Regions from separate parts of the Mus musculus genome. Here all the other regions are linked to region 1. Evidence: chromatin loops called from intact Hi-C (ENCODE). Cell type or tissue: heart. All regions are shown on one strand.

The links. Peaks named below come from ENCODE experiments on the same cell type or tissue, not always from the same donor. Only the 100,000 strongest peaks of a DNase experiment are listed, where the experiment ranks them.
Region 2: a loop joins it to region 1, with 4 times the contacts of the local background. A loop is called at or near these places in 7 of 42 quality-filtered maps.
Region 3: a loop joins it to region 1, with 8 times the contacts of the local background. A loop is called at or near these places in 4 of 42 quality-filtered maps.

The regions. Positions count from the first base shown.
Region 1 is chr16:30,732,317-30,740,316 of GRCm38, forward strand. No RefSeq gene overlaps it. Among named protein-coding and RNA genes, the nearest start is that of Gm33502, 57 kb to the right of the region's middle. In heart, CTCF peaks have their summits at 3,862 (motif pointing left) and 4,062; DNase peaks (open chromatin) are centred at 895, 3,225, 3,865, 4,805 and 1 weaker place; H3K4me3 peaks cover 748 bases; H3K27ac peaks cover 5,476 bases.
Region 2 is chr16:30,973,449-30,981,448 of GRCm38, forward strand. All of the region lies in intron 3 of Xxylt1 (xyloside xylosyltransferase 1), which reads right to left. Gm15742 (a long non-coding RNA gene) reads right to left here and starts at 3,023. Exons shown (of 2, transcript XR_384807.2): 1 at 1-3,023. In heart, a CTCF peak has its summit at 58; DNase peaks (open chromatin) are centred at 103, 1,293, 3,963 and 4,440; H3K4me3 peaks cover 375 bases; H3K27ac peaks cover 2,337 bases.
Region 3 is chr16:30,791,849-30,799,848 of GRCm38, forward strand. It overlaps Gm33502 (a long non-coding RNA gene), which reads left to right and starts at 1,574. Exons shown (of 3, transcript XR_384806.2): 1 at 1,574-1,921; 2 at 4,238-4,414; 3 at 5,953-6,965. In heart, no CTCF peak of the experiment used is centred here; DNase peaks (open chromatin) are centred at 1,243, 1,353 and 3,873; H3K27ac peaks cover 2,156 bases.

The DNA of each region.
Region 1 (8,000 bases):
CAATAGTGGGGCTATTGGAGGTGACATGATCTTTGTGGGCTGAGGCCTATTGGATGGTTTGGGGGTCGTTGAAAACATGAAGCAGTTCTCATATAACCCCTCTGTAGGTCTCTGAAACAGTTTCTATTAAAGGAGGGAAATCGGACCACTGTCCCTGTCTCCGACTCTTGACTTAAAATGTGTGTCCTGGTCCCGACACATATCTCCACCACTGCTATCTCTCTGCCATGACTACCTCCCACCCCAGTCATCCAATGCAGGTATCATGCCCTTGAGTCTTCCCAACTGTGAACTAAATAAATGCATTTTCTTCGTCAGTAGCCCATGTCTGACTTGTTTGCGATGGTGTTGCAAGCTGACCACTACAACAGCCCATCTTGTTGGTATTGATGAATTTGTTAAAGTCTCTCCCTCTGGGCTCAGCAAACCTGTCTCTCTTCCACACGCAAGACAATCCTTCTGGTGCTTGCAGACAGGTCCTCTGTCTCCCTCAGTCTTGCTTGTTCCAAGGTCCCAGTCTCCTCCCGGCTCCTGGAGTCATGAGGCAAATAGGAACTGTTTCCCATCTGGTGTGTGCTGTGAATCTGATGAAATTGCTATGATCAATAAGCTCTCACCCGGCAGAGTGATGACGTCACTGCGGAAGACTCCGCTCCTATTGGTGCTCCTGACTAAAGGGCCATGTGGCCAAGTAAAGGCTGCAGTTGTGAGATTTGGTGAGTGTCACAAAGCCTGTATTCTGACAGACACCATCTCAGGTTGGAGTGAAACGGGAACAGGAAACATCCATCATTTTCCCTTCTCTTCTCCCACTTCCTCACCTCAGTCATTCTGGGTCCTCCCTCCTCCCATCCAGGCCCAGTGAGACTTCCTGTTTTCCTCTTTTGAGGACTCGCTCTCCGTTCCCTCTCATCTTGATAATTGTCCTTGCCTGCTTTATCCCTCGGATTCTGTTCCCTGCCCCCTCCCAGCTCCTACTTCATGTTTATTCAGCTCTCTCCACAAAAACATAGGCCCATTGAGATAAAGACCTTAATCACTCAGTCTCAGGGGGAAAAAAATCACTCAGAACCTCAGAAAACTCTCTGAATTAGAGAGTAGCTGAGGGCCAGAAGCAGGAAGAGTTCTAGTCTAGAAAGATCAGTTTACAGGAGCCCTTTAAATGGCCGTCGCTTGGGGTTTCTGCCCTTCGTCACCAGGCAGAGAAACCTTCTACTGTGTCCAGCAAGTAAGCCTCTGTAAGGTCATGGGTATAGGAAAGTGGAAGCCTGGGGGCTCAGAGCCATCGCAAAGAGACTCCTCGGGGTCAGAGGTCACATCTGTGGCTGAGAACAGAAGGTAAAATCGGCAGGAAGTGGCACACTCCTGGCGGATGCATTCCTAAACCTAGGCCCCGAGGTAGCTAACAAGTTCAGCCTCAAGCTAACCCGGTCACATGTGTATGCTGTTACACACTATTGCGCAGGTGTGTGGGCGCTTTGCTATGGAAGGCATAGACATGGTTCCTTCCTAGGTCTACAGATGGGAAGGACCATGCTCAATGGCAGCTTGCAGAGGGAGGGAAATCACAGTATGTTGTAACAGCACACTGCCATCCTCCACGCGCCTAGCATCAGTCCTAAAGTTAGGCAGTTTTGGTTTGAAGGGAGCAATTCATGTCTTAGAAAAAAATTCCTTTATAGGCAAAAATGAATTAGTGTTGTCAGCCAGGAAATATCAGAGTGCCTGTTTTGTTTGTTGGTCATGTTTTTTTTTTTTTTTTTTTTTTTTTTTATCTTGTGATTAGAAAATACATGTGGAGAAAGAGGAACACTCCTCCATTGTTGGTGGGAGTGCAGGCTTGTACAACCACTCTGGAAATCAGTCTGGCGGTTCCTCAGAAAATTGGACATAGTACTACCGGAGGATCCAGCAATACCTCTCATGGGCATATATCCAGAAGATGCCCCAACTGGTAAGAAGGACACATGCTCCACTATGTTCATAGCAGCCTTATTTATAATAGCCAGAAGCTGGAAAGAACCTAGATGCCCCTCAACAGAGGAATGGATACAGAAAATGTGGTACATCTACACAATGGAGTACTACTCAGCTATTAAAAAGAATGAATTTATGAAATTTCTAGCCAAATGGATGGACCTGGAGGGCATCATCCTGAGTGAGGTAACACATTCACAAAGAAACTCACACAATATGTACTCACTGATAAGTGGATATTAGCCCCAAACCTAGGATACCCAAGATATAAGATATAATTTGCTAAACACATGAAACTCAAGAAGAATGAAGACTGAAGTGTGGACACTATGCCCCTCCTTAGATTTGGGAACAAAACACCCATGGAAGGAGTTACAGAGACAAAGTTTGGAGCTGAGATGAAAGGATGGACCATGTAGAGACTGCCATATCCAGGGATCCACCCCATAATCAGCATCCAAACGCTGACACCATTGCATACACTAGCAAGATTTTATTGAAAGGACCCAGATGTAGCTGTCTCTTGTGAGACTATGCCGGGGCCTAGCAAACACAGAAGTGGATGCTCACAGTCAGCTAATGGATGGATCATAGGGCTCCCAATGGAGGAGCTAGAGAAAGTAGCCAAGGAGCTAAAGGGATCTGCAACCCTATAGGTGGAACAACATTATGAACTAACCAGTACCCCGGAGCTCTTGACTCTAGCTGCATATATATCAAAAGATGGCCTAGTCGGCCATCACTGGAAAGAGAGGCCCATTGGACTTGCAAACTTTATATGCCCCAGTACAGGGGAACACCAGGGCCAAAAAGGGGGAGTGGGTGGGCAGGGGAGTGGGGGTGGGTGGATATGGGGGACTTTTGGTATAGCATTGGAAATGTAAATGAGCTAAATACCTAATAAAAAATGGAAAAAAAAAAAAGAAAATACAAACTTGGAGTCATCCACCACTCTGCCTGCCATGTGAATGAAGACCAGCCACAGTGGGAGTGGGGAACACTGTAGAGAAGACACCTATTCCTGGTAGCTCCCTAGAAGCTATTTGCTGTTAAAACAAAAAAATGAATTCCTGGAGCAGATTCCAAAATTCCAGGCAAATTTCCTCACTTTTCACCACACGCTATGAGCTCATGTTCTGGAATTTTCCCCCTGTGTGTGTGACCTTCCCTAACCTAGACTGGATGTACGGGAAAGTGCAGGTGGCAGGAACTCTGTAGCCACGGAATTTCTCTCCAGGGGACAACAGCAGGCCTCAGAGGACAGCTGGACAGAGCCCTCCAGGGGGTCTTAATGGAGGTAAGCACCCAGAGCCCAGAGTGACATTCCTGGCTACCCTGAGGTAAGCACACAACTACACTTCCTCAGCCAAGGAAACATATTTGCATATGCAAAAATGCATTCCTGACTTTACAGGTGAATAGCAAGGGCCTTAGGACCAAATACACCAAGCACACTTTGAGCCCCTGATTTTAGGCTCTGCTGGGGAGATTTTAGGTTGCTGATCAGGGAGAGATCCTGGTACTTTCAGGTATCAGATGAGAAAGAGTATTGAGACCCACAGATTTATAGATTCCTCTCAAAAGCTTCCTTCCTTCCAAACTGTGTCCACTCTTGCTCTCTTCCTGGAACTCCACAAACCGTGTCACACTGCTCACTACAACGGTAGCATCCTTCCTTTCTCCTGCCTTACTCTGCCCGCCTCTTTCCTTCACACCGCGTAGCTACTTCCATATACTTTCTGAATCTCATCTTCCTTTGTCAATCTCCTGGACTCCTCCCTCAGTCCCATTCTGGGTCACCCAAACTGTTGCCATGGTCTGCGTGCTGGCTCTTTTCTCTGAAGCCCGACTACCCCTCCCACCACAGAGCATCTCTGGGATTCTTAAAACCCAGCTGTGTCTGCACTGACCTCTGCTGTAAACCGCTGGACTCCCTGGATCAGCTGCAGACAGGCCCCCAACCCCTCCCCTCTCCCCCCAACCCCCTCTAGCTGCTAGCCCCCACAATTCCCTGGGCTCCTGCCCTTACTCTTGCTTTCAGTTTTCACAGGCTCAGGCTTTTCAGGCCTTCCACGGTGTTTGTTTATCTATCCAACTTAGCCCTTGGGGCCCCAATATGATTAAGAAGCTTCTCTTGGGTTTCTGTCCTGGTACTGTCACCTCCTAGAGAGGTGTCATTTATATCTCAGCCTAGTACAGAGAGGGCTTTAGCTTATGAAGTGAGGAAAATACTTCTCAAGGGAACGAGTGAATGAATGAATGAATGAATGAATGAACGAGTGAGCAAATGAATCGTGACTGCTGTGCTTACGATGGTAGCAGAAGGAAGATGCTGAACCAGTGTGAAGTCATCACTTCTGGACACACCAGAGACCACCTGTGTTCTATCACATCACCAAGGTGATAACCGGGCACAAATTCGCACGTATAGACAATAATAACCCTTGTGTCGAGGTTCCACAGTGATCAGTGGAGCTGATGCATGCGAATATGCTTTCAAAATCATAAATGACTGTTCAGATGTGCTAGGGACGTGTCCAGCATCCCTGACGGGCAGAAGCCTCCGAGCTGGTGATTCAGAACAGAAACAAGCATACAGCAGACATAATGGTCCCATCGTCGTGTCATGGGCTGTGTTGTACCCCTCAGCGTCTAGCAGGGTCCCCAGGGAAGGACAAGGCTTCCTTCATACGCAGCCTGGGCCTTTGGCTAGGGAGATTCCAGATGGTCAGAGAAAAGAATAGCCCCTGGACTGACCCAGGGGCCCAGTGGGAACTGGGCTCTGGTTTGGTGCCCTGTGTGTGCACGCAGTGAGGAACTCTGCTTTCTTGGGCTGTGGCTTGTAGCTTTGGAGCCTTAAAAATAGCACTATAAGGATATTTTTAGTGCATTATCCTGAGGCGTGGCTGACTCTTGTGGGGCTGCGTGTGACGCCTGAAAATAGCTTTGGTCTGTTTGCAAGTGATTCAGACAGCTGGTTCAGAGCTTCGGTAAATACACAAACAAGTGGGGGCTGCTGAGTTCTAACTATAGGTCACCCCACCCCGGCACATCTGGAAAACTGCTTCTAATGAAATTTACAAGATCTCTGGACCTTGTACAAACCACAGTGCTGCTTAGAGGGGCCTGGGGTGCTTCCAGGTGGTAGACTGGACAGAGCAGAAGAGCCAGCCCATTTTACCAAGGGGGAAACTGAGGCTGTGAGAGAATGTTTCTTCTTGCCAAAGTTGCATAGTTGATTTGTGACATGGTGGATTGTGCAAAGCCCGTGTTATTTTTTCCAGCTATTTTGTGTGTGTATGGTGGGGGCGGGGTGTGTGTGTAGATATAGGTGCTCATGCACACGTGTGCACAAGAGTACAGAGGTCAGAGGATGACCTTGGATCTTGTTTCTTAGCTACTGGCCTATTCACCTTTGTTTTGAGAGGTCCCTCACGGGTCTGGAGATAGTCAAGTACCAGCTCCGGCCTCTGGGTTGCTACCCTGTTTGAGCTCCTGCCCCACTCTCAAGGACAGACTGTTACCTGGAAGTGTAAGCTGAGTAACCCTTTCCTCCCCATGCTGCTTTCGGCCATAGCATTCCATCACAGCAATAGAAACCCTGACTTAAAGCCGGGCATGGTGGCGCAAGCCTTTAATCCCAGCACTCGGGAGGCAGAGGCAGGCGGATTTCTGAGTTCGAGGCCAGCCTGGTCTACAAAGTGAGTTCCAGGACAGCCAGGGCTACACAGAAAAACCCGGTCTCGAAGAAAACAAAACAAAACAAACAACAACAACAAAAAGAAACTCTGACTTAGATCCCTCCCAAGGCCAGTTTTTCTATGTGAGACCATTTCCAACCCCTCTAGGCATTCTGTAAACCTCATCTGAATTGGTGCTCCTGTGAGGCAATGCTGTTATTCCAATTTTGCAGGTAATGAAGCCAATGCTCAGAGAGCAAGGAGACTGCCCAAGGGGTCACAATTAAGGAGCCCTTAGGCTGCACCAGGGTTCTGGGACCCAAATGCTTTGAGTCTCTGGCAAAAGTCAATCTCTGTAAGTGGATGAGACAGACAACCAGGGGTTGTAGCCACAAGTGTTGCAGGGCCTAGCTGGCTGAGAAGGGGCACGCATGGCCTCTGTCTCTCCTCATGACTTCCTTCTCCTCATGACAAAGGAGCAAATGATGATAGCCAGAACTCAGCATGTAGGAGAGCAGGCTGCACGGGCCACGGGCTTGTGAACGTGTGCCCTCTGAACCAGCTGGGCAAGTGGCCTTTGAAAGTAGACAGTCTGCAATATGTCGTCCATGTATGTCATCCTACCACACAGAACCATTTAGCATTGGTGACCATTACTTATTCTAGACAACTGTCTGTGTAAGCAAAACCACACCAGATAATATAAGCCCTGCTTCGACTTGCTCCAGCCAGTTACATAGCAAAAAACACAAATTTGTATCTTTAGTTACTGTGCCCAGCTCCGCTGTCGGGAGGTACTTGATGTCCTCCGTGTTCTGATTGTCGTTCACATGGCGCTTCGTATCACAACTATCATTTACCATGCTCTAGCTCCGTGGACAAAAACACACCGCCAGACAGACACACTCTGAATTACTTACACGCTGACCTTTCTTTGACCCCTGCCATTTTTATTTCTTTTAACAGTAGAGAATACAAAGAGGATGTAGGGGACAATAAAGACACACAGGCTGAACCTGGCCTGCTGTTATCAGGTGACTTCCCCGCCTTCTTCATCTTTTAAAACAGGAAAGCTCTGTACCAACTCTGCAGTCTTTTACAACAACTGAGCAGATCCGGAGACACTCGAGAGCAATGGCTCTCAACCTTCCTCACTCTGAGATGCTTCAATACAGTTCCTCGTGCCATGCTGACCCCTAACTGTACAATGACCCCACGGTCACTGCATAACTGTAATCTTGCTGCTGATATGAATTGCAGTGTAAATATTTTGGGAGATAGAGAGTTGCCAAAGGGTTCGCGACCCACAGGTTGAGAACCACCGCTCTAGACGTGTTTTAGAGCCATGCCTGAGTGTCACTCATTTAAGCCATCACAGCTTGCAGAGGGAGAGGAGAGCAGTGCTCTTTGGCAAACATTAGTCTGCATTGTGCTGCTGAAAACCTGTGACTGTGACTTGCTGATGGCTGCGCTGTCTTAGGAAGCAACTGAGCCCCTGAACCTTACTTCTCTTACAAACTCTTTTTCCTTCATTTCTTCTTTCCTTCCCTTTCTCCCTTCTTTTAGAGAGCCTCGTGAAGTAATATATGAGCATGCAATTTTTTTTTTATTGCCAAAGGCTCTAAACTATGAAGTTGCCATTTTTGTTTTTTTTTTTTTTTATTATCCCGTGGGTTACTAACCTTTTCAAACGTCTGTGTTTTTAAAGAAAAGATTCGCCTGACTGCTGATTTATCTTTGCCCCTTAGCACATGTCTGTCCTTGAACAAGGTGCGAAGAATGTGGTGCCAGCCAGCCAGACTCAGCTCATCTTTCCTGGGAACTGACCACATTGAGTCACTGTGCCTCTTGATGCTCTGCTCTGCGGTTGTCTCCATTAGCAGTAAAGCGTGTGATCATGCCTGTGATGAACTTCGAGCCATTTAGACAAATCTTGTGTTGTTAGTCACAATGACAGCTGCGCTATATACATCTGAAAAAAAAAACTAGGTAGTATTGCCAGACTTAGTTCCCTTTAGTCTCAAGGCCAGGCTTGGCTCATAAGTACACCTGCATAGTATGGACAATTAATTTTGAGACTTCTTCGCCTTGTGTGCTAGCCCTAGATTTTGTGGCCTCTGGATGTGGGCTCTAGAGGGGATAATACCTTTCACTTTATGACCTTTCATTGGGCTTCACCTTTTTCACAATAGTTCTTAGGATTTAATCAGAGCTGTATTTCTACCCCCCAGTCTTTGGAACCGGCAAACCCATCAGCTATGTTGACACCACCACCACCACCACCACCTCCACCACCTCTGCCAGTGGAATTGTTCTACAGGAATCCTGGGTTGCCAATTAGGA
Region 2 (8,000 bases), 240 kb after region 1:
GGCCCAGCCCACGCTTACTGAAGTGAAGTAGTCCAGACAGATGCACTTTCACCAGCAAACAGCAAGGGCTGAACTTGACTTTCCGAGAAAGGTCTCTACTGTGTCCACACAGCCAGGACTCCTGCCAGCATCGGTAAGGAGCTGGCACAGCACCAGGAGCACCCACAACACAGCACATGGCCGAGAGGTCGTGACTAGGAAGCAGCATGCTATCTTCAAAGTCTGTTGGGCCACTGCCAGAGACACACAGGCCTGGCCACACACTGCCACACTGTACATCCTCTGGCTAATCAATTCACAGTGCAGAAATAACAATGGGCCCCACAGTGCCTTCATTAACCTCCTAGATCACATGGGAAAACACAGACTGATGAGCACCTCAGGGAACCGAGCAAAACATCCCCTGCTGCAAAGCCTGCCTGGCCCTTGGGTCATTTTTCTTTTCTCTTTTTGAGAAATGTATACAATTTCTATGTGCTTTAGGTAAACATTTAAAAACATTAATTAGTCCCAGAGACACTTTGTATACTATAGATTTAGTGTAATCTGAGTAAAGTATGGTGGTTAGAAATGAATCTCTGATTATCATGTTTCCTGAACAGAAATGAGAACAGCTGGCCCTGTACTAAGATAAATATATGAAATTGGAACACATCAGAAAGTATGTCCTGCATGCCTTATTTTTTCAACAGTTAGCAAAGAATTGATTTTTAAATTGTATGTGTTTAATGTTTACAGTGTGATGATTTATATATACATAAATGGTTAACAAAGATAAACAAATTAATTTTATGTGTTCATTTTTATTATGTGCGCACATGCGTGTGAACGCATATGCATGTAGAATATCTAATCTATACTCTTTATAGCAAAAACCCTTAATCTAACAGCGCTATTGCCTTCAACCCCCTTGGTGTCCATCAGATCTGAGACTTCCCCAGCCCTACATTTTCTTCCTACCCTGACCTCTATGGCCGTAGCTATCACCTTGCCTCCAGAATCATCTCTGTGTAGTAAACACCTAGCTTTTGCCTTTGAGATCCCGTGTACAAGCGAGATCAAGCTGTCTTCCTCCTGTGCCTGGGTTATACCACTTAGTAGAAGGCCCTCAGCTCACACACGTTGTGGCCATGGCAGAATATCCTCCTTATTACAGGGTGAAGGATCTTCCAGTGTACGTTTATCACATTTTCTGTATCCACACATCCACCCGTGGACACTCTGTATCTGGCCACAGTTGTCACTGCTGCAGTGAACGCGGACTGCACTGCAGGTTTCCTTACAGCACAGACTGCCTTCCTTTGCGCACGCACACGCGGGAGCACTTCTGCTTTCCATATTGACTCTGTAAGTCTACAGCCCCAACAGCAATGGACAAGGATTTTCTTTTCTCCACGCCTTACCCACGTTTCTCTCTTCTTTTTGATAACAATGTGACTGAGGCGGAAGACTTTCCAACTGTCTGGATTTTAAGCATCTGTAGACTGAAATGATCCCACTGGACAGGCTGCCTGATGGGAGGCAGGCATGGGGCAATGCTGTGGGAGCTAGGGAGAAGAGGGGGGCACAAGCCCTACGTGGGAAGGATATCAGACTGGGATACCAGGCTGGGCCTAGCCGCCACACTAAGTGGTTTTATTTGGGAGTAAAGGGAAGTGCAGAAACATTGTCACACCCAGGAGCCAGTATTGATAGTTTCTGGATCCTTCCGAGTTGCATAGGCCGACTCCTACAAGCTCAGAATCCAGGAGAGACCTAAGTAAGCTAAGACAAGAACTAAATTTAAAACAGCAACAACGATGCTTTTTGCCTTTTAGAATTATTGATTATTCTTGTGCTTCTCCCTTGACTCAAGGGGAAGAGGAAGAGGCCACATTTTGTGTGACCTTTAAAATCTATCACACAGCCAGCCAGAGAGGACTGTGGCTCAGGACTTGGGCAACTGAAACAAAAAAGTGGAAGAAACAGTAACATTCTCTCACGCAAGCAGTACAAATGGCGTCTTTGTACAGCACGGAATGAACCTGTCCAGGCTCCCCAAGAAGACAGGAGCTGACCCCAGACTACCTCGATTCTGGTGGCTGGACAGGCCTAACGTGCATGTACCTAAGGGTCCTACTCAGCCATGTGATCATATGTTCTAAATACTCACTGATCAAGTGAACCAAGACTAATATCCCTGCAAATTTACCTCCCACTGGTATTTACTTTCATACGTTAGTACATATATAACTATAGTATGCCAACTAGTCCCCTTTCTCAATGCTACGGCAAGTAACTGACAAGAAAGTACTTAAGGAAGGCTATTTGGTCACAGTCTGAAGTAGAGCCCGCAATGAGGAGGAAGGACTGAGCCCAGCATGAGCTGTGGCAGCAGGAGCATGGAGCTCTCACACACCAGAGGGGCAGAGAGCAGAGAGCGATGATCCTGACACCTGACCCATTCACATCTTTTTTCCTCTACCTATTCAGTCGGATCCATAGACCAGCACTGCACACACTCCCTAACCCTCCCTGGATGCCTTTACAGGGGCTGTTTCCTAACCTAACCAAGGTGAAAATGGCAAGCAAGCATCACAGACAACCAGAGTCAGACTGAGTAAAGGCTCATGGTGAATGAAGATAGGAGCCTAGGACCATGGACTTAGCAGGACCACTCTGGGTGCCTGGTGCCATTGAGCTGACCTCGAGGGACCATGGTGTGTGAGTGGGATGCAGGGATAGGAGGCCAGGGGCCACAAGAGAGAAATGAGACTTCAGAAACAGAACTAGAGAAGTCACAGACAGGATGCAGCAACTCAATAGTAAGGTGTTACATGGCGCCCACAGTGGAGTCGCTCAGTTACCTCAAACAAATGTCTGTACACATCAGAGAGAGCAGGTGACATAAAAGCATCGGATCTTTACTTAACACCTTTAAAGTGTTAATGACGAAAGTGGCTCAGTATATTCTTTATGTAAAAAGAAGCAGGAAAGCTGGGCAGTGGTGGAGCACACCTTTAATCCCAGCACTTGAGAGGCAGAGGCAGGCGGATTTCTGAGTTCGAGGTCAGCCTGGTCTACAGAGTGAGTTCCAGGACAGCCAGGGCTACACAGAGAAACCCTGTCTCAAAAACCAAAAAGAAGAAGAAGGAGGGGGGGGGAGGAGGAGGGGGAGGAGGGGGAGGAGGAAGAGGAGGAGGAGGAGAAGGAGGGGGAGGAGGAGGAGAAATGCCTTTCCACGTCACACTAGGTCTGCTCTGGTTAGCAAGGACTACTTCTGCAGGGCCTGATTTGTGGGGAAACAGCTGGACAGAAACCAGAGTCTACACAGCAATGAACTGCAGACCTACTTCAGTTGGGGTCCGCAGGATGCACGTACACTATCTAGACCGGCACCCCTGGGGTCATCCTGCTGAGACTTACAGTGTCCCCAGCATCTTGGGCTCACCTTTCCTTTATTCCTGATGCTTGTCACAGCCTTTAAGGACTTGCTGCCTCCCATTTCCTGGCTTTCCTTTATGGTGACAGTGTCCTTTTAGAGGTAGTATTTATATGCTCCTACAAGGCTTCTGATTAATGCCAGGCAGTGTTTCCCTGCTTGTAGCCTTTAGTGTCGGTTGGAACCACACAGGTACTGATTCTAGTGCGGGTAAGGACTGCTTTAAGCTAAATATGAGTTCTTTACATCCAGTATCTCACTTGTCATTATTAGATAAAGTGACAGAAAATAACCATGAGTTACTTTAATCACTGATAACTCCACAAGGCTTTTGTGGAGACCAAAAGGACCGTCATTTGTTATCTACTAGTGTTCTTTATAGAGGGAGAACTGTGATTTACTGTGCACTCCTTCCCCTTCGCCTCTCCCAGGCGATTAACCATCTCCAGTTGGCTGTGCCTCAGAGTGGCATCCAGGTCTGTAGGCTGAACATTTACAGAGCACAGCCAATCAGCCTGGGGTGGGGGAGGAGCCCATAGAAGGTCTGCTAACAACTCAGTGCAACTCAGGTGTGACCCCTGCTGGCAGTGAGTGCTACTGCAGTCCTGCTGTACATAGCACAGGAAGGTTAGGGAGGGTCAGGGAGGGCTGTCCAGGAAGCTAGGGCAGGGTAGGTGAGAGCAGCAACCCAGTTTTAACTTGAAGCCTCATTTGTTTCCCCACTGCTCAGCTACCTCCAAATCAGGACCCAAGTGTGTGCCCCCATCCTGAGCCCCCAAGAGAGGGATCCTCCCCCATTTACTCTCCTGGGTCAGGTTAGAACCTCCAGGCTCTCCCCTGGAAGGATAGGGAGAATGGCAAGGAGATGCTCAGAGAGCCCTGGTCAACCAGCCACAGACCAAAGATAAACTGCTCCTGGCTGGTAATAAAATTAGAGACTCCTTAGGGTCCTTTTCTGTTGGTAACAGGATTAGGAAATAAATCCCCAACACATGGGGCATCTGCCCCGTGCCTTGCGGAAGACAGCGCTCGGTTCTGTTTGCCTAGTGCAGCCTTCACTTTGCAGCTTCCCTGTGGCAAGGCGGCATGCTGTCTCCTCCCAACTTTCAGAGGGAAGGAAGGGCTGTGGGCTCTAGGGTATACTTAACAAGGACTGTCAGGACTAAACCTCACCAGTCTTTCTGAGCCTCCCACTTCAAACTGACCAGCAAGGCTTCATAATCTCATATCCTCACGAGACAGGCATGGTGAGAACACCACCTCAGTTTTTAAATGGGAGAATTTAAACCCTGATATGAAACATTGCCAAACTCATTTTCCACAGTGGGGCTCCCTTGTCCAGTGGGTGCTAGCCAGTGCTGGGATGAGGGAGCAGGGGTTGGGGGGAGAGGTTCTGTGTACAGCAAATAAGACTAATGCTATATAGCTTTATACAGTTGAATCACATCAACTTTAATACACGTTGAAAATGGTCCTGCCCAAGGAAGACAGTTCTAAGGGCGCTCTGCACACCACTCTCCACGATGAGTCTCACTCCTCACTCCACAGATCAGACACCACAGTCAAGATCCTGGAGACCCACAGAGGCAGCCCTGGAGAGCCACAAATACAAGTGCAATCATAGGCCTCTCCTGTCAGTTCATTTCCCTTCGCTAAATGCAATCATGTACCGAAAACAGTTCTGCAGAGATGCTAGCCAGAAATGCACAAATTACATGTATAAAAATATACAACCAGATATACCCAAGTGTTTGGAATTAGGCACAACTGGCGCCTTTCTCAAGCACATCCAACTAACTGCTAACTCTCTCCCCCTCATTTGCCATTTAGTAAAATATTTCTTTGTTTAAAGAACTATATCTGTTTGTAAAACATATTCAAAGTGAAACTCAATCTATTCTTCCAGTTCTCTCTTTCTTACATCTGTCCCTGATAAATATCTCTGCGTATGTGCCTACAGGAGACACACACGCACGCGAATGCGCACACACACACACACACACACACACACACACACACACACACACACACGAAACATGCTGTGCTTCACCCTAGGGAAGCAAAGCCAGGATTTCTTTCTATAACAACTGTTAAAGCACTCCTGAGTGATACGAAGGCTGTGGCACAGCAAGCCTGGCACGGTGACGAGCCTCATCTGCAGTACACTCTTCACCACAGCCCCAAAGTATATTTCCAAAATACTGACCAGGCAATGAAGTCTTAACTAAAAATGGCCAGATCTAGAATTAGAAAACACCCTGTCTGGCGATTCTCCTAATCTGTCTCTGCACTATAGCAGATGCCACCATGTTGTAGATCTACACTCCTGGACAGCAGCCCCATTCAAAAGGCCTGTGCTCGCTCTCACCTGCCGGATGCTCTCCATGCCAGGAGCAGGGGGATCCGTATTCACTCCCTAGGGCTGCTGGACCAAAGTGCAACCTGCTGGATGGTTTAAACAACAGGAATTCCTCGGCCTACAGCTCAGGCTCCTGAGATCCTGCCCAGGCCTCTGGCTATGTCTGGTGGCTAACTGATGATCTTGGCCCTTTCTTTATTTGATGGAGGCAAAGCCCCGATTTCTGCCTTCACTTCCACGTGGCATTCCCCTGTTCTGAGTGCCTGCTGTAATTTCTTCTTTCTATAAGGGCAACAGTTGTATTGGATCACAATCTGCTCTACTGAGCTCACCTCAGCTAAGGACATGGGCAATGATTCTCTCCCCCAGTAAAGTCTGAAGTAGGACATCAACATAGAAGCCACTGGGAGATAAGGGGGCCAGGATGGGAGAGAGAGGAAGAGAGAGAAATGGAAGGAGGGAGAGACAGGCTGGGACTTAACCAACTTTTGGCTGGGCTTCCATGAATCCCACCAGCTAGTCTAGTTCTCTTGGGGTAGATGTTTGATGGCATCAGCATTTCCTAAGAAGGGGTGCACCTGTCATGGAGACTGGATTTCAGGGAAGAGACATAGTAGTAGTGGCCACTCAGGATATTCCTGCATCATTCCCTCCTCATACGTACACCACTTTGGCTGCCAACTTCATAATGATACATTTTTCTCAAAGAAACCTGCTGTCTTCAGGCTGGTGAGGCTGACAGACAAGGCTAATACATGCTGTCCCCAGAGAGCAGGGGAGCTATATTATCTCAGTTACCACAGAATAGAATTCTCCAAAATACACACTCAATTTAAAGTAGAAGTGAAATGGCCTGACGCTGCTTCCTGAGGGGAAATGTGTAAATATGGCTACTATTTACCCGCCTACTTGCGTAGTTTTTGTTCAAACAGAGCGTGCCTGCTGCATACGCAGAGAAACTGTTGAGACTGGCTGGAGATACCCTCGGAACTGATATCTTGCCCGCTGTACTCGGCACTACAGTTGCTGCGTATGTGCTGTGCAAATGCCTCGGTGCCGAGACTAATCCATAATCAGTACCAGCTCAGCCAATGTGAGCGTGGAGTCATTGTGTCTTAAAGCCGACAAGACCATTTCTCACTGAGCAGAGGATGGCAGCAAGGCTCAAAGGTATCTAGGTACAGCCTGGCAAAAGCCTTGTGTGATCCGTGGAACACTGGGTCAACACGGGCTGAGGCTAACTGGATGCCCCAGACTCCTGGACCATCAGCCCACATCAACCCACACTCCTGAGCAAGACAGAGGCAGTCCATGACGCCCACCCACTTGCCAGGAACATGCACACATGAACACAGGCATGCACCTCTCGGCTCCATTAAGCAGAGCATGAGTTTTGGAGTCTGATCTAACATCCTGGAAAAGGGACTGGTCCCTTTTGAGCCTTGCTTCCTGTATGATGGGAACACATCTGGGGGTTGCTGAGAAAGAGCTCTCAGGTGCCCTCACGCAGGGTCTGGCCAAAGTTGGTTCTTGGTCCATGGGACTTCCTGATATTTTCTCTTGCCATAGTAAGGGTAGAATCTTCCCGAGAGAACCTCTGTCTGACTAGACACACAGGATCTAAACAGAGGTGAATTTACAGCTGGGGCTCTGACAACCCCACTTCTTTCTCCACTTCTGACAAGTCTGTAAGAAGTCGATGTAATTTCTCCTGGAATAGCTGGTCTGCTAAGGGACATTAACACTTGCTATGTGCTGAGACTTGTTCAGAGGTTCTTACACATTTTAATTTTCAATTTTTCTACAAGAGGGTATCATCCTGACTCCTACCTGACCGATGTGGAAACTGAAGTACAAAGACAGCCTGTCAAAGCCTCAGCATTACGTGGCAGTGGAGAATGGATTCAAGGGCAGGCTGTGAAGCCCCAGCACCCATGTCTTACCCCCAGCGCTGATGCTGTGTTTGTGAAGCCTCTCTCTCTCTCTCTCTCTCTCTCTCTCTCTCTCTCTCTCTCTCTCTCTCTCTCTCTCTCTCTCACTGATTTGGCCACACACACGTACTTACCTTTTATTTAACTTTCTGCTTCACTTTCTAATCATTTACTGAACAAACTACAGACCTAGAGTTTCCTTGGAAGGAACACTACACTATGTCCCCAAGACTCAATGACAAGGCAGGCAGGGACCCAACGATGACTATGCACACTCGAAGAGGACTGT
Region 3 (8,000 bases), 60 kb after region 1:
CAGGAATCTTGTTGATAGGGAATATGACCTCTTCCGGGACGCCTGCAAGACTTCCACCCACCAAAACAAATCAGCTTTTCCCTCTCTGTGTTCCCTGGCCATCTAACCTTGTATCAAGATGATTTGTTTTGACTTAACTCCTCCTTTGCTGCCCTCTGGGTCCCTCTGGGTCCCCCTGAGTCCCTCTGGGTGGGACGGTGTCTTTTTCATGTGCATTCTCCTTAGGATGCTCCACGTTAGTGCCCAGCTGTGATGGTTAATCTTCATTGTCAACTCAACTGGGTTGGTTTGGAGTTACCTAGAAGACACACCTCTGGGAGACACACATCTGAGGATGTCTAGAGAGGTTTAGCTGGGGAAGATCTGCTCTGGGTGTAAGTGACTCCATACATGGGCTAGGGTAGTTACACTGAATCCACAGAAGAATCACAGGAAATTCAACTGAGTACCAGCATCCAGCCATGTCCCCCTGCTGCCTGACTAGACACAATATGACCAGCCACCTCCCACTCCTGCCACCACTACTCCCTGACTTGATAGATTCTCTCCTCAAACCATGAGCCAAAATAAGGCCATACTTTAGTTTCTTCTGTCACAACAAGAAATATAATTAATACGCCAAGGCAGGTGGTGGAACTAGATCTCATTTCTGGGGAGCACAGCTATGGGCAGACTCCTCTGGGATGCTCTTCAGGCCCTCCCTGCTGCCACTGCACTCCTATTGGGTAGATGTTGCTTCATATCAGGGGTGGGAGCCATTGGGGTCTGGGGTATCTCTCGGGAGTGGGAATGGATGGGCTGCCAGGTAAAGCACAGACACCCAGTTAAGTAGCTATTAGTGCAAGCATGCCCCAACTGTTAAATGGGGGCATACACTAAAAACAAGTGCTATTTATGTAAAATTCAAATTCATGGAAGTATCTTGCATCCTTCATTTGCTAAATCTGGCAATACTGGATGAGGATGCTAAGCTACTAGAACCACCTCTCCAGACTCTCAGCCCTATTCCTCTCATGCAGCTCCTGTGTCGTCATGGAGGAACAGCTTGGAAAAGTGGAAGAATTGCCAGTTCAGCCAAGCTGGCCCCTGGGTAGTTGTCCTCACTTCCTCTCCTAGTGTTTCCACGAAGCCCATCGATATCCCACTATCTGGTTCCTGTAGGCCTGGCCAGCCTTGAAAGCCAGCCCCAGTGAGATCGAGTCAGGGAGGACCGGCCGGGCAATGACACTTTAGAAAGCCCCTGGTAGGCATTTTAGAGTGCTCAGGGCCAAAGCTGAGTCGCCCAGCCTTACACAACAGTGCTTTGCACAGTGCTCGGATAGAGTAGAAGCTCAATAAATACTTACTATCTGCACAGAGGACCTGGTGCTGCTGGACCTTCTCCACCCGTGGTTGTGCTTACCTCCTCCGCAGTGATAAAAATGTGTCAAATCAGTTGGCATAGAGCCGTTTCCTTTCCAGGAGCCAAAGCTCACTCCCACTGGGCAGAGTGCCCAAGTGCATTAGGCTGATTTGGATTTAAAATCAATTAACACATCCTCGGGGAACTTGGCTGCCATAAAAGCAAGATAAAACTGCATCTTCTTAAGTTAATTTATTTCCATTTAAAGGGTAATTAATATGTTTTCGTTGACGTGAGCATAGAGAGCTCACGGACCAGTGACACTGGCAGAGAAGCTGGCCAGGCAGTCTCGAGGCTGCAGCAGGAGGGCCTGAGCCACGCCTGTGTCACTCACCTGCCTCTCTCGTCCCTCTCCTCTCAGACTCCCTCGGCACCTGTCTGCTCTCCGTTTTTCTCCATCTCCTTCTCTACCAAGGAAACTGAATGGTAGTCTGCTCCTGGACTTTGACTTGGAAGTTTGACCAAAGCAGATGGTCCTGATAATGAACTTCTCCAGCTGAAAGACCTGCCTACAGAACAGTAGGAATTATGAATGAACTTAATCTGGGCCTGTTTGGGGGGTAGTGGGGAGATAGGTCAGGCAGAGCTACTGGGCCTTGGGGACAGTGATGAGAGTGTCACAGGGACTATCGGGAATGACCCCCAGCTCACTGGCCTGGGGATCTGGAGAGGGGAGGACACTAATCAGTATTTACTTGCAAACAATGAACTCCCAATACTAGATATCACAGAAGAAAAGGAGCTTACCTGTTGTGTAATCATTAGATCTCACTAGGTCAATGGGGAAGCTGGAAAAAGCAAACTTGGGAACCAAGAGAGGCTGGAATAAGGTCACTCCACACAGCCAGAAGGGCGTGGGAGTAGTAGTAGTGTATACCTTTGATCCCAGCCATCAGGAGACAGAGACAGGTAGAGCTCTGTGACTTTGAGGCAAACTGTAGTAAGAATTATATATTCTATCTATCCCGTATATAAGATATCCTGGTATTTATTTAAAATTTGTAAGCCTAGATTGGGCAGGTTTGGAGCTATTCTAATTTTCATCCCAGCCATATGTCCCTTGCCACTTGCTCTTTCTCCTGGTCACATGCTCATGGCCCATCTCATCTCATGGCTGCCTCTTCCTCTCTTTGTCTTCTCTTGTCTCCTTTCTCCTCACTGTTCTCTCCTGAGACACGCCCCCCTCAATCCTCAAGTCCCGCCTTTCTCTCTCTCTACTGCCCAATCATAGGCTTTAGTCTTTTATTGACCAATTAACCTGAAGAGCAAGGTTTGCACAACAAAAACTGGAGTATATGAGAATTTGCTTGCTCGTCTTGGGGTAACCAGCTCTTGGGGTACAGAATTTAGCATTTGAATACATAGAAGCACTTGACCAACCCTAAGCGCTAGCCTGTTCTACACGCGATTACCCTGCTTCCCACTTCAAAAGGACAGCCATGTCGCCTAACCTCCACTGCTGTACGAACACTCTCTAGAGTTTGCCCCATGCCCAGGATCTGAAGTCCAGAGGGTATGGTCTGAATTCTCATACCACGCCATATGCATATTCCCCAGGCATTTGGGGGAAGATGTGGAAATATCTGGCCCCCATCAGACTAAGACTAGATCAGATGCTAGGGAGGGCAGGGAGGATCCTTATGGTGGCATTGAAGTAGAGAGCGAGGAAAGCAGGGCAGGTTTGCATGGAACATGAATTCCATCCTGGTCAGACTGAGTATGAAACACAGGCATTTGGTAGAGCTAGGAGAGTCGATAACAACCGAGGGGCCCTTTGAAGAGGTTAAAGCCCACTGTATCACATCCTGCCTAGATACTGGTGTCGTTCTGCTCCATCCTTGCATTCTTCGTTCTTTAAAGCATCATATCTTGCGAGACGCCCAGGACAAGAAGGCTTCTTTAGGAGAAGCCTTAGTGGGACCCTCTCTCCTAGAAATCCAAATATCTGCCACATTTCTGACCAATTGATGTGAATAGGGGAGTAAGACAAGTTAAGCCGGCAATGGCCAGGACATGAGGCCAATGGTGACTAAAGCTGATAGAGAAAAGGCAAGAAGAATCACCCCTCTGCTTAGGGCTCTATAGGTTTAATTATTTGATGCTTCTGAGACAGGAGCACATCTGGGGTATGGCAGGGTCTCTGCATTAAGAAGTTTCTGGGCTCTAAAGAGACTTAAGGATCGCATAAACACTACAGCTTCATTTCACTACCCTAGGGCCCCAAGGCTCAGAAGGTCACAGAGACAACTTACAGGCTCCCTGATTGTGGAACAAGTGACAACCTTTCACCCACACCTCAGCCCATCCCGCTTGCTCTGCTGACCACCTGAGAGGAAGGGAGACTCCTGTAGGATGCAGCTGGGCGGACCACCTCCTTTTCCCCTGGAGGTAGTGACGTCCATCATTTCTAGGAGACAGTGTTACTGCTATTGTTAAATGCTGGCAATAGATTCTGGATTATTCTCTCCTGGAAGCTGGTCATGAGTCACCATAGCACATCTTTAGGAAGTAGCTGGCTGGTTTCCCAAAACCAAGACCTGGTTCACTCTGCACTGTGTACTGGAGTCTGCTGGCTGCCCTTGTTAGAAGTGGAGGAAGCAGTTTTGACATTTATGAGAGAACAGACGCCCAGTCTCGAGTGCTCAGTCCACCCAAAGCAGTCGATATGTGATGACCTCACCCTGAGATAGGAGGGTTCCAAGAGAGACTATGAAAAGCATCTATCTGTTCAGCTATACTTCTTCATATCTCCCCACCCCCACCCCCATATTGTTTAGGAGGTGGCCACTGAGTGAGCCCTTGAAGGTAACTGGGTCTCTCTATTCTCACTGGCAGGAAGAGAGCAAGACATCCCTGGGAAGAGGTATGTTCATTGATTCATGAACTTCAGGAGTCCAGTTCTATAGCTGTGGTCAACAGCCTACATGCTGCGTGTAGCTGTACAAGAAGGATATTCCCACAAAGTGATGGGGGATGGACAGCAACCCCAGCAACTCCAGTCAAAGAGCAAGGGTGAGCATCAATGTTGATACAGAGTCCAGCAGTGAGCAGATCGATGAGGAAGGATAAAGATCAAGTGACCATGTCGGCTCTATCCACAGTGTTTGTCGACTGTGTCATATGGGAAGGAAAGGGCATGGTGGCTCCGCTCATGCTCTCCCCGCCCCTTCTATTGAACTTTAAATGTCCCCAAAACCCTATGAAAAGAGCTTAGTTGCCAAGGTGTGGTGATCTGGGGAGGTGTTGATGCCTTTAGGAGGTGGAGCCTGGTGGATGAAGTTAGGGCTATGGGAGCATTTCTCCAAAGGGTTCTGTGACCTCTGCCCTCTCCTCATTGCCTGGCCAACGAGAAGGAAACAGGTTTCCTCTGCCATATACTTCTGCCATGCCATTCTGTCTCATCATAGGTCTTAAGCAATCAGGGCAATGACCATGGGCTGTGTGCCTCAGGAACTGTGAGCCAAAAGAACCCTTTCTTCCCTTTAACTTGATTTATCCAAGGCATTTATTACAGTGACAAGAAGCTGGTTACATACTCATTTACCCCTGTCCACTGTATGGCCATGTTCCTATTCCAGTCATATGGTCTACTAGGAGTTCAAAACTCTCTTAGGTGTTCTCAGAGTCCTCTCTCCCCCTCTCACAAGTTCGCTATTTCCTGTGTGTCTTATCTCTCTGTGTCCTTCTGTATTCACAGCTTAGAGATATTCTTTGCAAAGAGGACTTCTTGGCCCTTCAAGGACTCCCAACCCAACACATTCCATCCAAATAACTAGTATTAAGAAAAGGCTTGCCTTCTCCTGGCCCCTTTGTCTAGGCTTGTTTGGGTGACAGGAGAGCTTTGGAGACTCATAGAACAGAAAGACATTATCAGAACAAAGAGTGGGCAGAAATCCCAAGGTGGAAGTTGAGAGCTCCTACAGTGGAAGGACAGACAGATCAAAATAGAAGTGGACAGGAGTACTTTCCAGGCTCAGAGTGAGGCCAAGAGACCAGGTCTGAGTGGCTGCTGCCGGGATGGGAGAAACACATTCAGCCTTCTTCATCTTTTCAAGGACTTGTGAGAAAGGCATCGCCGTTACCTTCTTCTTACAAGTGAGTAAGCTTGAGGCACAAAGTGTTTAGGTAGCTTACCCACAGCTACCCATCTAATCAGTGGTCAGGCCAGGCTTTGAACCTACTCAACCCTCAATGTCTGCCATCATGTAGCAGGACACCTAATTTAAAACATCTGTTCACCTAGTTTCTTTGGCCCATCATACATCAACCCTGGATCGGGTATTTTCTGCCAAACCTGGCACATTATACGAAACGTTTTTTGTTGTTGTTGTTGTTGTTTCTCTCTCTTTCTCTCTCTCTTAGGGAATAATTTATGGCCTTGGAATTCAATTAATGGTGTTCAGAATCATCTTCAGAGAAGAAATCTCATCAAAAGGATAATCTCAAAACAATAGTAAAACTGATACAAGCAATTAACAGTTGTATCATCCATTCTAATTACTGATGAAATTCTATTCCATCTCTTTCCCTTTTCTGCTTTATTATCTAAGCTCTAGGATTGAACTGAATGGAGGAAATATGATAGAATCTTGTCTGATGGAAAGGCAGATGCAGAACAATGAAATAAATACCTACAGAAAAGTAACCTTCAGGCCCAACTGAGTGCGAGTCACGTGCTTGTTCATCATCGGCACAGATATTAAACGCATTCTTCTTGAACCTATTTGCATGACCTGAAGGGACCATAAATCAGCAGGTCTGCATACTTTTTGAGAAACGAATGCATTCCGGCCTAGGAATGTGGCTTGGACTTTGGCAGCACAAGGAGCTGGGATGCTTTCACTTGCAAACAATGGAGGACCCCTGGCTTGAGTTGGCTCAGAAACAATCCATATATCACCATCCATAACCGGAGTTAACAGCAAGGCAAAGCCCAAGATCATTCCAGTCCGAGGCTCGATAAAGTCATCAGGAAATCACGGTTTTTCATTCTTTTCCTTGGCTGTTGCATTTCTGTTGGGAACCTAAGAGCGCCTGCCAGATGGCTGCCACAGGCCTGGGCAGGACATTCAAAAACAACAGTATCCAGGGCACCAACAGATGTCTCTTTTCTTATGCTTGACTCTTTCTTTAGAAGCAAGAAAACTTGGTCCAGACTCCTGGCAAGGGTTGGGGTGTTGCTCAGTGGTTGAGTTTACATATGGGGTTTTAGAACCTAATGCGCGCGCGCACACACACACACACACACACACACACACACACACACACACACACACACACACAAGCAGTCAGTCCTCTGTTTGAATTTGAGTCATTCTCTTGTTCCTAAAGCAATTGGTGATGAGTCCAATCCTGCTGCTGGAGAACCAGTGCCCTGACCCCAACAGACAGCCACCAGACTTTTCCCAGTTGTGTTTCTGAGTACGATTTCTTCATCCAAACAGCAAACCTTTAATATTTGGTGGAAATGGAGATCTTTAAAAAGACCCAAACCTGAGATTTTTGTAATAAGCTCATTCCCTGTTTTTCCTGATAATAAATTGTCTCTGTCACCTCAAAGGTCACCTTGCTTGCCATAAAAATAACAGTTTATAAAGATTGTGAAATATGGCCTTGCTAACCAAATGTTATTCTAAATGCAACAGAGCAGATTGCTACTTTGAAGGGTTTGTTGAAATATTTTGAAATGAAATATGATCAGGACATCAGGTTAAAATGATGTGTTGAATATATGTATTAATCTTCTCTCCATCTCAAAATATTACTTAAAAATGAAAAAGAAATACAAGGGCTGGAGAGATGGCTCAGCCGTTAAGAATACTTATTGTTCTTGCAGAGGACCTGGGGTGGGCTCCCAGCTCTCTCTCATGGTGACTCACAATCAGTGGTAACCTTAGCTCCAGAGACTCCAATGTCTTCTTCTGGTCTCAGAGGGTGCATGCCCATGGTTCACTGACATTCATTCAGGCAAAACATCCACACACGGAAAGTAAACAAATCTTTACAAATAACAAACAGAAAGAAATTAAAGGCATAGTGGCATAAGGACAAAGAGTGGGAGCAGAGACATCAACAGCACTCCAGAGGTGGGAAAGCAGATAGAATAGTGGTGGGCAACGCTGAAAAAGCTGAGCTTGAAGACGGTCACTGGAGAAACCAAGGGTAGCCTGGCTTTATACTGAAGGATGCTCAGGGTACTCAGGATAACGAAGACTTGGCAACACTAGATATCTCTGCAGGTGTAGAAGGGAAGTGAGGGGATGGGGTAAAAGTTGTATGATAAATGGATGGACCTCAGCTTGGTCCCTAGCTCCACACAGCAGTACTGCCTTCTGCTGAAGACTAAAGGCTGAGCCCCAATACCTAAGAGAAGCAAGTCTGCAGTGTAGGAACAGCAGGGAGGTGAAGGGCAGAGCACAGCAACACTGAAAGCTGGCAAAGCACAGGTTGGATTTACTGACTTTTTTTTCACCCAGCTCCTTGAGTTCAGGAACGCCCAAAGGGATATCATTGAAGCAGGAGATGAACAGTGCTCTCCGAGGCAATGGAACAGCCGAAGAGGAAATATGAGAACATGTTGCTGCTATCTGAGTGCTCC